Regions from separate parts of the Mus musculus genome. Here region 1 is linked to region 2. A link is a loop called in an ENCODE intact Hi-C map of the cell type or tissue named here. Cell type or tissue: heart. All regions are shown on one strand.

Region 1 (8,000 bases), 320 kb before region 2:
AGGTGTGTGCACACATTTATGTAGATGCCCACCATTCACACTCGTGGGGTCTCCTGTTAAACCACTCAACACCCTGCTCCTCCAGACCACAAAGAGACCAACAAATCTGCTTTACAGATCCCTGGAGAGGCTAAGTCTGGTCATGCCACCATCCTCAAACCACTGAGGGCAACATGGAAAACAATGGCACATCCCCTAACTCTGGCTTCGCCTTGGGCTGGCCCCCATGGTATCTGAGCCCCAGGGGGCAGCAGAGAATGTGTATCAAAAGCCCAAAGCAGGTTCACATCCCTGGTCTGTGACTGACTTGCTCTACAGTCCCTGATAAACCATCTCCTCTAATTCTCCAGCCATAGGATAAATGGGTTTACCTAAGCTGACCGTGAAAGGCTCTCCAGACCCACAGTCATGCCAAGTGCAGAGAATGAGAAGGCTTTAATGTGAAGGAGGCCTGAGCACCATTGTGGCAAAATCCTCAAGCCATGGAAAGTATCAGCACATGATGACAAAGTAAGGATTTGGCCAGCAAAAACCTGAGTCGGGAGAAACGGCAGCTGAGAGCCAAAGGAGGGCCGTGTCTCTAATAATCCATAATTAGTAAGACACATGTGCATATAGCCATTCATTCATTTATTTATTTTATTTTTCAGTGCTGGGAACTCAACCCAGGGCTTCACACATGCTAGAATAGTATCATTGACCACATTCCCAGACCTCTTGTTGTTGTTGTTGTTGTTGCTGCTGCTGCTGCTGCTGCTGCTGCTGCTGCTGCTGCTGCTGTTCTTGGTGAGACAGGGGTTCTCTCTGGGTAGCACTGGATGTCCTGGAACTCACTCTGTAGATTGGGCTGGCCTCAAACACTCAAGAGATCCGCCTGCCTCTGCCTCCCAAGTGCTGGTATTAAAAGCGTGCACCACCACTGCCCGACCCTTTTTAAAGGTCTTTAAAATGGGATCTCTCTTAGTTGCCTAGGCTGGCTTTCACTCTGTAGCTCAGGCTAGCCATGAGCTCTCAATACTCTGAGAGTCCTCTCGTGTACCTGGGATTATAGGCCTGTGCACCAGGCCTGGCTCCATACTTGATATTGATGGAGAGAAAAAAACAAAAAAAACAGTCCTATTGAGCTCTAACTGTGAGGAATTTGTTTATTTCTATCATCTAGAATGACCAGATAAATAGGTGAGCAAATATAGAAGGTTATGCCCACAAACTGTTTGCTATAATGGGGCCCAATTCAGACCCTGGCCCCCAGACTCTGAGAGCATAGGTACAGGAAAGTGACCAAGGCAGACACGGGGAGCCTCCAACAAAAAGACTCTACCTATATGTGAAGCCCTCAGCAGGCAATGGTGACAGTGGTCCCCACGAGCAAACCTACTCTGAAAAGCACCCATGGGTACACTGTGGATGCATTCTGACACCAGTGTCCACTGCTCACGTGTTTACCTCACAGAGACACCAAGGATGCGGCTGAAAAGCTCTTCTCCTGAAGCTCTGGCCTGCAACTCAGTGTCCAATGGGAATACGTTCCCAAGGTCAAGAACACGGGGACAGAGCCACTCCTAGAGGATACCAGAACCCCAGCGTAAAGACAAAATCCCCAGAGTCTCTGATCCTGTGCACAAGGACAGAAGGAAAGAAATGGTACAAACCACTCCACTTCCCTAAGCCTGTCTGGTCCTCAGAGCCAGCTCACCTTGCTTACCTCCTTCTCAGTCTTAGGAACACACACAGGAGCCAGGTCTGCAAGCCATGGCCCAACTTCTAGCTAGACTGTCCAGAGCCCAGTGGAGATGGGAGGCCCTTCCCAGGACACATCAGCTCTGACCTAGAGCCCCTCACACCCTCACGATGGAAGAAGGGCCCACAGGGGCCGCCCCAGGCCTCACTGTTCTCTATGGCTTTTTATTCCTATGTGATTCTATTGCTCGCTCATATAGGGATTGGAGCCGTGGCGTACGGTGAGGATAAGCCAACAGAGGGCTCTGATGTGGAACAAGAGGGCTCGAGGTAAACCAGGCCAGTGGCTGCAGGCCAAGCCAAGTGACTCACCTCTGCCAGCTATGACAGGATGGGGTGAGGGACTGCTGAGGTCCTTCACTGCTCTGACCTACCATTCTAGTGCTGAGACACACACTGAAATGCTGGCACCAGGGTCCCAACTGGGTACCCGGAGGAGCGACAATGGAACATGGAATGTTTAGCCTGGGAAAAGTGGGCACAGGAGAACAAGTGCAATGCCTGCGGCCTGAAGAAACCCCTTGATAGCCAGAGGGTGAGGGGGAAAGCTGAGAGTGGTCCAAATACAGAAGGAAGAGCCGTGGTGACAAGTGGATCGTCTCCACCCAGTCAGGCAACAGCAGGAGAGGAGAAACCATGATCAGGTTTCTACCACAGGGAGTCAGGGTTAAGTAGGCAACTATAAGCCTGTCCTGTTAACCCACATTGACACTGCTAGGAGACAGATTCAATTGTCACAGATTGCCATCAGCAGACCCTGAGTGTGCACCCAGCCAAAAAGGGTATGAGAAACTCTTCAAGGTACTGGCACCACTGCTGGGGCCACACCACGGGTCCCTGCCCAGCAGCTCCCCGAGGATCTGTGCTATGGAAAGAGGTGCTGAGGGGAGATGAGCTGAGACCCCCACACACAACATTCTCTTTATTTTCAGTGCCCTACCTTCGCTCCATGGAAGAGACAGGCTGAGGACCTGGGCAGGAAGGCATCCAGGGAGAAAATGAGAACTGTGACTGGCCAAGAAGCTCCTGCTGGGCCTCAGGGCTACCTGCTGTCATGACAGAAACTAGGGGTAGAAAGAAGCCCCCATCTTCTAATCTAGTTGGGGGAACAAGCATAGAGTAGATCCGAGGGAGGCGGGCAGAGCAACGGAGGAAAAGTCCTGCGGCACAGTGGGGCCTGGGAATCGGCCCTTGACCTTCCTAAGAGGCCCTGCCCTTGAAGGCCTCTTCTACACTCTCACACGGTGAGCGACACCATCACTGAGGATGAAGAATCAGGAGGTGGACATCCATAACATTGGTCCCTGTCAACCCTGTGTGCAGCAAATGTGTTCCTCCCCGGAAGCGGCAAAAGAAAGTGTATGAGTCGTTATTGGCGAGGGAGGTGGCGATGTCCAGGCTCTCAGCAGAAGCCTGGCTGATGAGATCAGACATGACCCAGGCCCCGGCCACCTTTGTAGGCCCATCCTGCCCATCAGTGCCTCCACTCAAAAATAGCACATCAATAGGTCCCAGTGGCTGCCTTCCCAGCTCCACTCCCACGTGCAAGGCCAGTTCTTGGTTCCGACCGCCCTTGCCAGATCCCTGCAGCTGCACCGTGGGCTCACCACCAGCCAGGAGGCAGACCGGCCCTTTAGCCTTTACCACCGCTTCCAGAGCCTCCTCCAGCTGCAGGTCCGGGAGCTGGAGCTCAGCTGCCAGCTGATGGAGTTCCGCCTCCTCCTCCAAGGGACGCTCAGCCAAGGATGGAGTGAGGTGGGCTGCAGCCACCCGGGCTAGCAGCCCGTAGAACCGAGCCACTCTTTTTACATCACCCTGCATGGCTGTGCTCAACACCATGGCATGGTAGCCCAGCACCTCGGCTTGCCTCTGAGCCTCAGCCAGCGCCAGAGAGTTAGAGCCGATGATCACATTGAGGACGTGGCCACAGGTGTGTGGTCCATGGGGGTCAGAGTCAGCTCGGGAGAGCACAGTCTTCACAGAGCGGGGAAGAGCAGCACGGAGGCCATAGTGGTTGAGAATATGCAGGCAGTCTTGCACACTGTGGGTGCTGGCCACCGTAGGGCCACTGGCAATCACTTCCAAAGGGTCCCCAATCACATCTGACAAGATGAGGCTTATCACCTAGACAAAGGCCACAAAATAAGGTTCAGTCTTGCCTCCTCCGTGTTCCGGGGCCCTTAAGGACAAACTGGGCCTGGGTATACAGCATCTGGTATGCTTCCTTGCCCACATCTACCCACATCTTGCCACTTTCAGGTGGGCTGGCAGAACACCTAACCAGAAAGCCTCCCTCTTACTCTCTCTAGGCTTCCTCCCAGGACTTTCCAGGCCAGGCCCCTGCCAACTCATATGTTGGCTTAAGCTCTCATCTCCCTGTCACGTGTTGGGAACCCAGGGCCTACTGAAGAAGTGATTAGTGCACCTGAGCAGGATAGGCAGCCTGAGCCAGCCCTCCACCCTTCAGCTGCGACAGGGCCTTGCGGATGGTGTTCAGCTCCTGGATCGTGGCTCCTCGGGCTGCCAGCAGCTTGGTGAGCATCTGTTTCTCCTCCAGTGTGACAGGTGGGATAGGAGCAGGCAGCAGGGCTGAGCCCCCACCTAAAGTCAGTGAGAGTGTCAGGGAGAGGAGACAGCCCGACCCAGAGAACCAGGCAAGCCATAAGGAAGGTCCTCTAAGAAGGTGGGGTTACAGTGCCCCCTTGTGGACACAGAGTGAAGTTGTCCCCTAGTAGGGGTATACCAGATCCCAGGAGAAGCTTGCTAGCAAAGTGCTTGCCTAGCCTGTGTGAAGCCCTGAACTCTATCCCCAATACCCCCCAAAAATTTTTGTTTTTAAATTTAACTAAGAAAGAGCAAGAAAAAACAGCAAATAAGCAAGAAGAGAGATCCATGGGGTCTGGAAACTCAGCTTCAGGAGCACGAATGACACCGCTGCAGACAGCAATGTCTTCCAAAGGTTCTGATGTGTGTCAGTGTTAGTACCCAGCTGTGCCTTCACCATTACAGATGTTCAACAGGGTGAACTTCCAGCTGAGGAGAGGTGACCAACCTGACACCACTCACTAGGTACCCTCCAGGTTCCTCACTGTCTGCCATGGTCCTGACTTCACCCTGTGACCATATGGTACTCGGGGCACCCCTGTCGGCTGGTCCCACACCTGAGATGAGCACCAGCAGCAGGTCATCTGCAGTGAGCCCCTCTGCCAGCTGCTGGATGGTCAGCGCGGCCCGGAGTGCATCCCGATCCGGTAAGTTGTCCTCGGCGCCCTCGAACACCTGGATGCGGCTGTGTGGCTTCAGCAGCATCTCTCTGAGAAGGGAGAAGGGATGGGGGTGGGCTCCTCTCCTCCGACCTGACTTCTCAGCTGTACAGGTGAAAGCGGCCCACTGATAACCCATTTAGAAACCAGGCCAGACCCAGGAGATAGGGAGATCAAAGAGGAAGGGAGGTGTTCTTCCAAAGGACAGTAGAGGGCGTCCCCCTGCGCCCATAGACTCTTACTTCTTTCCAGCATGTTCCATAGCGGCTCGGATCCCCTTGGGTACGCTGATCACACCCTGCACAAGATGCTGAGCCAGCAGCTCCTCGGCAGCAGCTGCCATGCCCAGTACGGCCTTGCCGAAGCCCACTAGGTAGAGGTTTTCCCGCAGCTGGAAAGTCCGGTCCCGCACCTTCAGCTGTCTGCCACTAGGATCCAGGGACAGTGTCCTCTGCAGCATGGGGCCTGGCTGCACAGCACCCACTGCACTATCAAACAGCTGCCGTGCCTGTTCTGCCAAAGCCATACCACTGGTCATCCGGGCCACTGGGGGCCCCCAGAGGAGTGGACGGGATGGGGCTCGGAGGAGACAGGGCAAGACCTGTAGGGCCGCAGCCATGCCCCGCTTCTCTCAGCACAGCCTCGTGTCCATAGCTGCCTAGAGAGGGAGGAGAAGGAGTGAGGCCACGGACAGAACCCCACCATCCATCATGGCCACCCCTCCGAGGGCTCAGGACTGGCGGACTCCATAACCTGAAATGAAACCTGGAGAAGTCATGAAGCCTGCAGCAAACCTGATCTTACACCAGCCCTGAAAGCCCAGCCCTGATGCCCAGCCACGTCCTCTTCTGTAGACCACACACCAGTCTTCTGGACACTCTGCTCCAAGTCCAAAGTTCCTGTTAAGTGGACCTTCCTCCTAGGTCACCTCCTTTGCCTAGAAGTTAATCATTCATGAAGGACGCCGTTCCTACCAGCAGGCCCCTGGGCCATTCTTCTTCCACATCCTGTACTTCCAAAGCCCTCACACCACGGCAGTGCCCCCTTTCTGGCATTTATGCCTTAGACGTTCCTTTACCACTTCTACTGCCAAGAAAAAAAAAAAAAAAGGCTATTGGTTGTCTAGCCAACTGACCCGGAGTCCATTGACCTCTAGCCTGCTCTGTTAGCTCATACAACCAGTCTGGCAAAGCTGGGTCCATGTGGAAAGGCTGCAGATTTACCAGTGCACACAGCCTAAGGAAGCTCAGGACTCAGGCTAGTTCAGCAAGTGGTCCAGGCACGAATCAAGAGTAACCACAAATCTCACTCAAGGTCAGACCTTCAGCAAGTCCCCAGGTTATAAGCAAAAGGACATGTGCTATGGGGCTCAATCTATAGGACAAGACCAGACACCCTTGTCCCCATACAGCTGGTCATGATCAGCCTTGCCAGGAACATCCCTTTCTGGCTCCATGATAGCAAAAAACAAGTCCTGAGTTACACCCTTCACAACAAAAACAGCCCAGTGCTAGAGCAGGCAAAGGCCGGGTTCCAGTAATGAAGCCCAAACAATCATTTTCTCCACTGGGCAGAGTGAAGGACAGAAAGGTCTTGGGGTAAAGGTCGGGAAGCTACAGCGTAACTATACAGGAACAATAAAAGACTCAGCTGCAAAAAGATATCTAAGTTTAGGGACAGGAGGGTACTGAAGACTGTGCCCGGGCTGTCCATGTAACGAGCGAGCATGCGCTCTACCACTGAGCTACATTCAAGCCCCTAAAAAGGTAGAAAGACAACTGTATCCGTAAGCATGGGTGGAAGAGGGCGGAGTCTAGGGATGGGGTTCTAGCTTTTTTTAAAGCGTGTATTAGTATATCTTTTCTCACACTGAGCTCATTTGCAAGATGTGGGACACAATGAAGCCTAACTCTCACTTTTCAAGGGAACTTGAAAGTGTAGTCCTGTGGGAGAGACCTTCCCTAGCATGCATAAAGTCATCCAGTTCTCCATAGTGCTTGGGAGACTGACGCTCGTATTTTCCTGACACCTAGGGCTTTCTGATTCTCTGTACAAGCTGACAGAGAAAACTCCAGGTAACAGTTTATCCCACTCCTAAACAACGTAGCGCCTGCCAAACCTCCGCCATTTAGCCTTGTAGTTCCCAGCTAGCTTTCCCAGAAACTACTGTTTGTAAAAAGGAATACACAGGGCACTGCCGCGGGACGCCTGCAAACATGTTCAGTTTTCATGTATGGGATTCCCCGGGCTTGGTACTAAACACATCTTAGCATCCAAAACATAAAGCTCAGTCCTAGGTGAATTTTGTATCTCTTTCCCAGAAGGGCAAAAGCCTAGAAGGTCCCTATTAGAATTCAAGGGAAAAAAAAAGTTCAAGTCCAAAATTGCCAAATTAAGTACTGGGTGTTTGGTGAAATTTGAATTTTGGATAAGTAATTTTTTATTATAACTATGACCAGTATATTTTGGATTATTTCTAACTAAAAATTACGTTGTGGTAAGTCTAAAGTTAATTGGACGACTTGCATTTTCAGGAGCCAAATTCCCAACTCTAAGACACTACACCTTCCCAGCTCCAGTGCACCCGCCTTGGTAAGTGAGGATAGGCGAAGACCAGGCTCGACTCCTCCCGGAACCAAAGCGGAGCTGACATCAAGTCCGGAATTGGCCAACCGCCAGGTGACCGGAAGTGACGTCTCCTGAGCCTGAGCCTGTGATCTTCTCGAGGGAAATGTTGCCGTGTAGTGCAAGATGTCGCAAGATTAAGGGGTTGCTGTCGCCTGGATCGGTCTCTGTCCGGGCCAGGAACGACTTCCAAGTACCATTTATTTGCTTGAGACGCAAACTCACCTTCCCGCAGCTTCTGGCGCTGGAGACCGGAAGTACTCTGTGGGTGGGGATTAACCCGGAAGTGGCTGGTCTGAGATCTCCCTAGAGACCGAGAACCTGGTTTAGAACTTTCCGGCCTCACTGACACTCAGAGAAAACCTGAAAAGA
Region 2 (8,000 bases):
TGGACCACGTGGCCATGTGCCCCTCTCCTCTTTGCCCAGGCTGCCTGGTATTCTCTGGGCTGGCCAGCCCTCACCAGCAGCATGTCCTTCTTGGCCTGAAGCACATCAGGGGAGTTGATGGGCGGGGGTCGGCTGCGGCCGAAGTTGTGTGGGATGACAGTGTAGAAGCAGGAGGAGAGCTCTTCCAGGCTCTGGCCATCCCCTGTGGGGTTTTTCATGGCCTCCTCTAGAGCTTCCAAGGCCTCGAAGCCACGGGCAATCTGCTGCTTGGTCAGCTTTCCCAAGGGCATCTTCTTCACATCTGGGGGATGAAGGGACGAGCTGAGCCCTGTAGCCCCTGAGATCAGGGGTGGGGGTGGGGGTGGGGGTGGGGGTCAGGGGTAGCTGCCACCCTGCAGAGAGCTCCTCCTCACCCAGGTTCATGAGGGTCATTGCATTCTTGAACATCTCTTTGCTGAAGATGTTGGTGATAAGGTTCTGGGTGGCAGGGTCTAGGGAGCAGGGCTTGACCACGGTCCTCACAGGGCCGCTGTACACCTGGGGAGATAAGGCCTGCTCGGGCAGCAGCCATTAGGCAGAATGCCCACACAGGGAGCAGGGCCTCGGCTGAGACCAGAGAGGGAGGATGGGACTGGAGGATGGGCTGGCAGGCAGTCCCTCCCCTCTACCCCCTGCTGCCCCCTGCTGCCCCATCACCTTCACTACAGCCTCTTGGCTCTCTGCTTCTCCCTGGACTTCTATAAGTGTGTACTTGTTGGGCTGGGCCACAAAACGGTCCCGCTCCTCCCATTTGTTTTTAGTCTTCTCCCAAAATTTCTTCTTAAAGTCCTTCTTTGCATCTTCCAGGCAGGTGAAGTGGTTCATCTTGCTCTGGCCCACCTCTCCCTGCAAGGGACAACTTTCAGGGGTGTGTCCACCAGCAAGATTTGCTGGTCTCTGGGCTGGGCCCTCCAAACAGCTGCAGACGAAGCCAGCTCTTTGGATGCCCAAGGGGGGGAGGGGGGATGGGGGAGGGCAGCCCGGGCGATGGCTCGCTCACCACGCGGCCCCAGCGATTCCAGCAGAAGAAGCGACTACCCTCCTCCAGCAGTTGGATAATATAGAACTTGTTGTTGTTGTTGCCGATGTTGGTCTGGTTCAGGGTACAGTCATAGTCCTCGTGGACCTGTGTAGGGTGAGTCCGTGGGGCGTGGGCTGGGTGTGTACACCAGGGAACATCATGGGGGGGGCCTTGTCTTTGGCACTTGGGTGTCTCTGCCCTTGGGGGGCAGGGTCACAGTCTGACTGGATGTGATGAAGCCCTGCTGTGGGCTTGGGAATTTGGAGAGGATGCAGCTGCTTCCTGGGTGGGGGAATCTGAAAAAAGACCTGGCTCTGCCCTGAGGGCTCAGTTTGAGGGAACACGGAAGAGGGTCCCGGGGGAAATTGAGTCAGGCCCCTTCCTTGAGTGTGATGCACCCTAGTGTCTGATGGTCAGACATGGTACACCTTGACCCAATGGAATAACAGCCCACCTTGGCAGTCTTCAGAAGACAGGTACGCAATCCCTGGCTAGAACAGAGAACCCAAGGAGGAGAAAGAAGGCTGTGGTCTGCCAGGCGGTGGTGGCCCACGCCTTTAATCCCAGCACTTGGGAGACAGAGACAGGCGGATTTCTGAATTCGAGGCCAGAGGCCAGCCTGGTCTACAAAATGAGTTCCAGGACAGCCAGGGCCATACAGAGAAACCCTGTCTTGAAAAACAACAACACAACAAAACAAGCAAACAAAAACAAACAAACAAAAAGGCTGCGGTCTGAACATGGCTTCAGCTCACCTGTATCCCGGGGTTCCGGCTGAATGGACATGAGGGGTCCACACGGATGACCCGATTATCAGCAGGTGCTGCTCTGAGAGCCTCGGCAGTGGACCGGAAGCTGTCCTCCTCCTCTGTCCCTTGTCGCCGCTTCTTGGAGCCCTCAGTCTGCACAGAGGCCTTTCGTTTTGGAGCCATGGTTCTCCTGGGGCAAGAGGTAGGGAGCGTTCAGATTTGCCCTTTAGGAGGCTGGCCTCCTACTCCTTGGTTTACATATCCCCATCTCCAAACCTGCACTTTGTACCTCAGAGATGCAGAAGCTTAGAGCCCGTCAGTTCTGCCCACCCTGGAGTTAGGAAGCAGTTGGCTCGAGGTGTTCCCCGAGGCAGCAGAAAAAGTGAAAGCCGGCTCACCCCACCCACGCTGGGGCCCTTCCCCTTCTAGAACATTTCCTCCTCCTGTCAGTCATCTGGCTAGGTTGCTGGGCTGAATCATCTGAGCTACAGGGGAAGGACCCTATAAGTTGCCCTTCTGCAGCTGGATCTACCTCTCTAGAGCTTAGGACCAAGTGGTGTAGCCTTTTGCTAACAGTCCTGAGTTCTGGGGTGCCAGCCAAAGTTTCAGGCTTTCAAGTGCCAGAGAGAGCAAGAGCCACTTTAACCTCACCCTTCCCTGCCCTGCAGAGGACTCTAGGGCAGGGCCAAAGGACACTCACCCAAATGAAACAGGACCCTGGAAGAGGTGGCTGTTATCCAGCCCGGTATCAGGAATGCTGAATGTGCCTCCTAAGAAACAAGTTCCAAGTCTGGGATCCCATCTAGCGACCCTTCGTGAGCCTTCAGCTAGTTTTTGGTAGGGATTTCCCAGCAATCACGTGAGGAGGGGAAAGAGCTTGGGGGTGGTGTAGAATTCCAGCTTTTGGCCGCTAGTGGGGTGAGTCAGAGGCTGGGTAGGCTGAGGTTGGTGGCCAGTCCCAGAGATGAAATGACAGTAATGTAGACGTATCCAAAGCCGCTCGGACTGACTGGCCCCTCATGCAGCTTTGACTAGGCACATACAGCATATATCCATTATTTGCCCGGTGATTTTGGCTCTGGGTTCGGATGCTGTCTCCTCTCCAGAGCTGCCTGAATTCCATTCCTTAAGTTTTAGAGTCTGGTTGTATTAGCTTCAATCGCTGTTCCAGCGGAAAAATCACAGAACCCCGCACCTCTGGCTCCACCTTGTGGCCATAAGACGCAAGCACCGCATGCCCTCCTGGCCCCACCCCTCCCTGCTAGTCAGGCGTTAGCAGAGCGCAAGCGCCACAGGCCCAGGCCGGAAATCGCAAGAGAGACTTGCTTCCTACTCCAGGCTGGCGCCGGAGCCTATAGGAGCTCTTGAAGGCGTGTCCAGCTGCGTCGGTCCAATAGACGTTTGGGGGCGTGGCAGGATCTTCTCAAGGGCCCAATGGAGCTGCGGAAGGTGGGGCCCGCTGCGCCGTGGGAACCTATCAGGGCTCCGGGTCTTGCCATGCGGCTGGGGTTTAGCAGCCATGTGAGTTCTTCGGGGTAGCGGCACCTTGAACAGTATGTCGACCGCCGTGGCAACTCGTAAGCGGGCAAAGCCAGCTCCCGGGCCCGGGGCGGCTCCGGTGGCCGGCAAGCGGCGGCGAAAGGTGAGCATGGTGTACTCTTGGGCGCGACCGATCTAGCTCCTGGGAGAGCCATCGTTCCATCCCAGGGCCCCCATCGGGGCAAGTATCTTTGCCAAGGGCTCCGTCAGAAGGAAGCCTACATCTCTTTTCTTCTATCCACCAAATCCTGGGAAACCTTCTACTTGGCCAGGGCCAGGTGCTACTTGCCTCTCTCAGTCCTGGGCCTCGTGACCAAGAGAGGATCGTTTGATTTCCAGGTAGACTCTGCTGCGGACAGGGGCAAGTCCAAGGGTGGCGGCAAAATGAATGAAGAGATTTCCAGCGATTCTGAGAGCGAGAGGTGAGTTTTTACCGGGAGGAAGGATAAACGGAGGCTCGTGGTGACTAGAAGACTCAGTGCGACTGGCAACAGAGCTGGGTGTTTGGCTCGAGATCCTGGGTCTACCCTCCAGTTTCCGGCAGTGAGATATCGTCGTTTATCTCTGATGTGTCTATGGGGAAGACGCTGGGCTCCTGTGGGAGGGAGAGCTTGGGACCTTTTTTCGCTTTATGACATGGAGGCAGGCACAGGTCTGGATTGATTGAGAGGCAAGGAGAGAACGGTACAGAACACATCCTCCTGTTCTTAATTCCATCTTCACACAGTACCACAACGACTGGTGTCCTTGGGCACCTTTTTGAGATGAGGTCTCTGTTGTTTTGCCCAAGGTGGCCTTGATCTCCTGGGTTCGAATGATCCTAGGCTTCAGCTTTGTACTGTCACATATGTAGCCTTCCTAACATTAGGGTCTTGTTTCACTGTTGCGAACACGGGTGAGCAGGCAAGTGGAGAGAGGCCGTGTCAGTGTCTGCAGGTGTGTATCTTGGAGACATGTGTTGTGAGAACAGAAGAAGCCTTTTAAAAAGTTGAGCCTGGAGAGACGAGGAGTGTCCTGGAGCGGTAGGGAAGAGGTTCAGGGACCAGAGACAAATCTGGGGTATTAGTGTGCCAGGGTGGAAGGAAGAAAGGATAAACCGGCAGGTGATAGGTACAGGCCAGGGTAGCCGTGAACTTAAGAGATCTGCCTGCTTCTGCCTCCCGAGTGCCAGGATTACAGACCTGGCTATCAGTTCTGCTTCTAAAAGTGAATATGTGGTGCCTTAATTTGCTCAGCTTTTTTTTTTTTTTTTTGGCAAGGTTTTTCCACGTAGCCATGGCTGTCCTGGAACAACCTGTATAGATCAGGCTGGCCTTAACCTCAAAGACATTGCCTGCTTCTGCCTCCAGGACCTGTGCTAAACACTTTGGGTATTTATTTATTTATTTATTTATTTATTTATGTGTGTGTGTGTACATGCTGATGCCCATGGGAGACCGAGGACATTGGAGCCCCTGGAACTGTCACATCAGGGGGTTGCGAGCGAGCCACCTGAGGGGTGCTGGGACTGAACCCAGGGTCGCTGTAAGAACAGCAGGAGTTCTTAGCCGATGAGCCATTTTTTTCCAGCCCATTCTTTACCACCTCTTAAGTCTTTTAACTTGTGTCACGAAATAAATGTGATAACTACAGAAGCACCACTCAGTTTTCTTCTGCTGATCTAACTTGGGTGAAAGTAAAAATAAATGCGTACACACCTTAAATTCAGGGTTGAAACAGCTTTTCTTTCAAAAGGGATTTTTTTTTTAAACAAAAAGTGGTGCTGGGCGTGGTGGCGCACACCTTTAATTCCTCAGTACCTAGGAGGCAGAGGCAGACAGATCTGTGAGTTTGAGGCCAGCCTGGGCTACGTGGCGAAAATATGTCTTGGGAAACAAAACAAAACAAAACAAAAAAGCAGAATTGCTAAATGCCGTTTATAAGGTCTCAGCATCAAGTGTCTTTACCTGCTGAGCCGCCACACCTCTAACTCTAGTCTGCTTTTCTGTGTGTGGGCCCTGAAGTAAGAGACTGATTGGTTTGGATGCACTCAGAAAGGACATAACTCTGGGCCAAGGTCTGGCCTTGACTTTCCTGAGACATGGTTTTTTGTTCTGTTCTTTTAGGCAGGGACTTTGTAACTCTGGCTGCCCTGGAACTCGCTATGTAGACCAAGCTGGCCTCAAACTCAGAGAGACCTGCCTGCCTCTGCCCTCAAGTGCTGGGACATGCCCCAGGACACTGCTATTCCTGATGGGTTTTAAAGTCCCTTCTGGAGGAAGTCCTGGGCAGGGTGCTGGGCGACAGCAGGTAGCTGATGGGATGTCTGCAGGCTTGTGATTAGGGGTGCAGCTGTCTTGGTCTGCTGGCTGAGAGTTCGAAACACCTACCTAAGCTCCCAGAAACAGGTCTAAGCTGGACCTGTCTGTGAGTGAAGGGAGTGTCCTGAGCTGGCTCACGGACACTGGGGCCTAGAAGGGACAGCAAGAAATTCCATCACACGTGGTTTAGTCAGTACTACTTAGGATTCACTTGGAACCTAGTCCTCGGGGTACAAGGAGGGTGCAGGGCAGCAAGCCTAGGGTACCCCAATATGTCTGTGTCTTGGAGTGGTTGTCATCCTGGCATCTGCGTTCTCTGTTCTGCATGCTGGGTTCCCTGTTTGCAGCGCCCTGTGCCTTGTGCCTTTGTCCCTTAGCTTGGGAAGCTCAGTAGAAGGACAGGACCAGTTCTCTGTTACTATGTACCTGACCATGTCTTCTTAGCTGGGACTTGTAGAGATTGTCTTATTCTAGCTCAGGCTGACCTTGAACTTGTGGCAGTCTCCTTGTCTTCGCCTTCCAAATTCTAGGATTTTAGGTGTGCCACCGTGCCTGGCTTGACAGTGCGGTTTTCTAGAGCATGGTGACTGAGTTCAGGACCTCGCTCTGTCACTGAGCCATACCCAGGGCAATGTCTTCATTTGTCACCATAAATCCTGGTACCTCCTCTTCACCTCCTCTTCTTCCCCTTCCCTCCTCCCCTCTTCCCTGGACTGGCTGTTGAGCCAGGGCCTCAAGGATTCTTGTTTAGTCCGCCGCTAAGCTAAGTCTGCAGGCCTGCCACCTTTGACTTCTGATCTTTTGTGTACAACCTGGCTTCTCATAGAAGCTTGTGGAATCTTCTCTTTCCCTTGTTGAGATGTGATCATTTCCTGGTGTTGGGGGGAGCTGGCTGTTTTGATGACCTTGTGTTGGACACTGAGTGGGACCTTCCAGTCGTGAGGTCACATGCATGTGTCGCTGGCCCTGAGGGTTGGCATGGGCAAGGCTGGCCTCGAGGAAGCACAGTTCTAGTGGCCAGATGAGGGGGCCATCCCTTTAGACCCCATCCCTTCTCCCCACAGCTTGGCTCCAAGGAAAACAGAGGAAGAGGAGGAGGAAGAGCTGGAAGAGACCGCACAGGAAAAGAAGCTACGCTTGGCCAAACTCTACCTTGAACAACTCAGGCAGCAAGGTGAGCCAGGGGCTTGATGAAGGCCAGGGTCTCCCGCAGAGCCTGCCTGCTGCCCCTGTTGCAACCCCAGGCACCTGATGTGTCAGTCACGTAGGTCCCCATTGTCACTAGTGCTGCTGGTGTTGGGTACCTTGCAGAGGGTGGCTAAGGTCTCTAATGGGCCAGTACGCTCTGGGCCAGACTAGACCTTTACGAAGCCAAGCTCAAGTCTAAACAAAGGCAGGCATTGACCGTGGAGGCACCAGGAGCTTCCTATAAGATTAGCACTGTTGAGTTGGGATGGATGCTTGGGATGGAGGAGGGAAGGGCACTGCAGCCTGGGATCATGTGGACCGTTCTGTCCTGCACAGAGGAGGAGAAGGCTGAAGCCCGTGCATTCGAGGAGGATCAGGTGGCCGGGCGCTTGAAGGAGGATGTGGTGAGTCTGGAGGGCGAGGGCTAGTGTGGGTGTGGCGGAAGGCTGGGCCTTCCCCCAGGTCTTCACTCCTCTCCTTCCTCTCTTTGCAGCTGGAGCAGAGAGGCAGGTTGCAGAAGTCGGTGGCCAAGGAGGTGAGTGTGCAGGGCACCGTGGTGCGTGGGCAGAGGCGGTGTGTGCACGCGGGTCGGTGGGCAGTTGGCTTAGTGCTGCTCGGGTTGTTGGAGTCTTGGTGGAAAACTGTGGACACTTGGGCAGGTGTGGTCAGGTATGCAAGAGTCTTATTTCTAGGGCAGTGGTGGCACAGGCCTTTAATCCCAGCACTTGGGAGGCAGAGGCAGGTGGATTACTGAGTTTGAGGCCAGCCTGGTCTACAGAGTGAGTTCCAGGACAGCCAGGGCTATTCAGATAAACCCTGTCTCAAGACACCAAAAAAAAAAAAAAGAATCTTATTCGTTCGTGTAGCCCCGGGTTCTGGTTTTCTCTGGCAAGTGTCTTCATAGCTCCTACTGCAGTGATGCAGTCTCTTGTCTTTCCAGATCCAGGCCCCAGCTCCCACCGACATTCGAGTTTTGCGGGGCCACCAGCTCTCCATTACGTGCTTGGTCATCACTCCTGATGACCTGGCCATCTTCTCCGCCGCCAAAGACTGCACCATCATCAAGTGTGAGTGAGACCTCGAGGGTGTGAGCCTGGGGTGGAGTCCTGATGGTGGAAGCTTCTAGACAGTTGCTGCCTTGGAGGGGCTTCGAGGCTACAGGGC

The links. A loop is a pair of places that touch in the nucleus more often than their neighbours do. Peaks named below come from ENCODE experiments on the same cell type or tissue, not always from the same donor. Only the 100,000 strongest peaks of a DNase experiment are listed, where the experiment ranks them.
Region 1: it touches region 2 in a loop (2.6-fold over the local background); 1 of 42 quality-filtered maps calls a loop at or near these places.

What each region holds. Positions count from the first base shown.
Region 1 is chr9:106,152,244-106,160,243 of GRCm38, forward strand. Glyctk (glycerate kinase) reads right to left here and starts at 5,895. Exons shown (of 4, transcript NM_174846.4): 1 at 5,246-5,895; 2 at 4,902-5,053; 3 at 4,166-4,341; 4 at 617-3,864. The coding sequence starts at 5,622. The coding sequence ends at 2,998. D030055H07Rik (a long non-coding RNA gene) reads left to right here. Exons shown (of 7, transcript XR_003948237.1): 3 at 1-510; 4 at 651-786; 5 at 4,050-4,274; 6 at 4,750-4,991; 7 at 7,538-8,000. Mir135a-1 (microRNA 135a-1) reads left to right here and starts at 1,881; the gene lies at 1,881-1,970. In heart, CTCF peaks have their summits at 236 (motif pointing right) and 4,452 (motif pointing left); DNase peaks (open chromatin) are centred at 4,288, 4,878 and 7,688; H3K4me3 peaks cover 679 bases; H3K27ac peaks cover 736 bases; H3K27me3 peaks cover 2,319 bases.
Region 2 is chr9:106,473,984-106,481,983 of GRCm38, forward strand. Parp3 (poly (ADP-ribose) polymerase family, member 3) reads right to left here and starts at 2,966. Exons shown (of 11, transcript NM_145619.3): 1 at 2,510-2,966; 2 at 1,816-1,999; 3 at 1,040-1,165; 4 at 697-885; 5 at 414-537; 6 at 75-301. The coding sequence starts at 1,992. It overlaps Rrp9 (RRP9, small subunit (SSU) processome component, homolog (yeast)), which reads left to right and starts at 3,326. Exons shown (of 15, transcript NM_145620.4): 1 at 3,326-3,451; 2 at 3,688-3,770; 3 at 6,713-6,822; 4 at 7,173-7,240; 5 at 7,330-7,371; 6 at 7,777-7,903. The coding sequence starts at 3,365. In heart, CTCF peaks have their summits at 703 (motif pointing left) and 3,028 (motif pointing left); DNase peaks (open chromatin) are centred at 668, 2,478, 2,678, 3,246 and 3 weaker places; H3K4me3 peaks cover 3,017 bases; H3K27ac peaks cover 3,428 bases.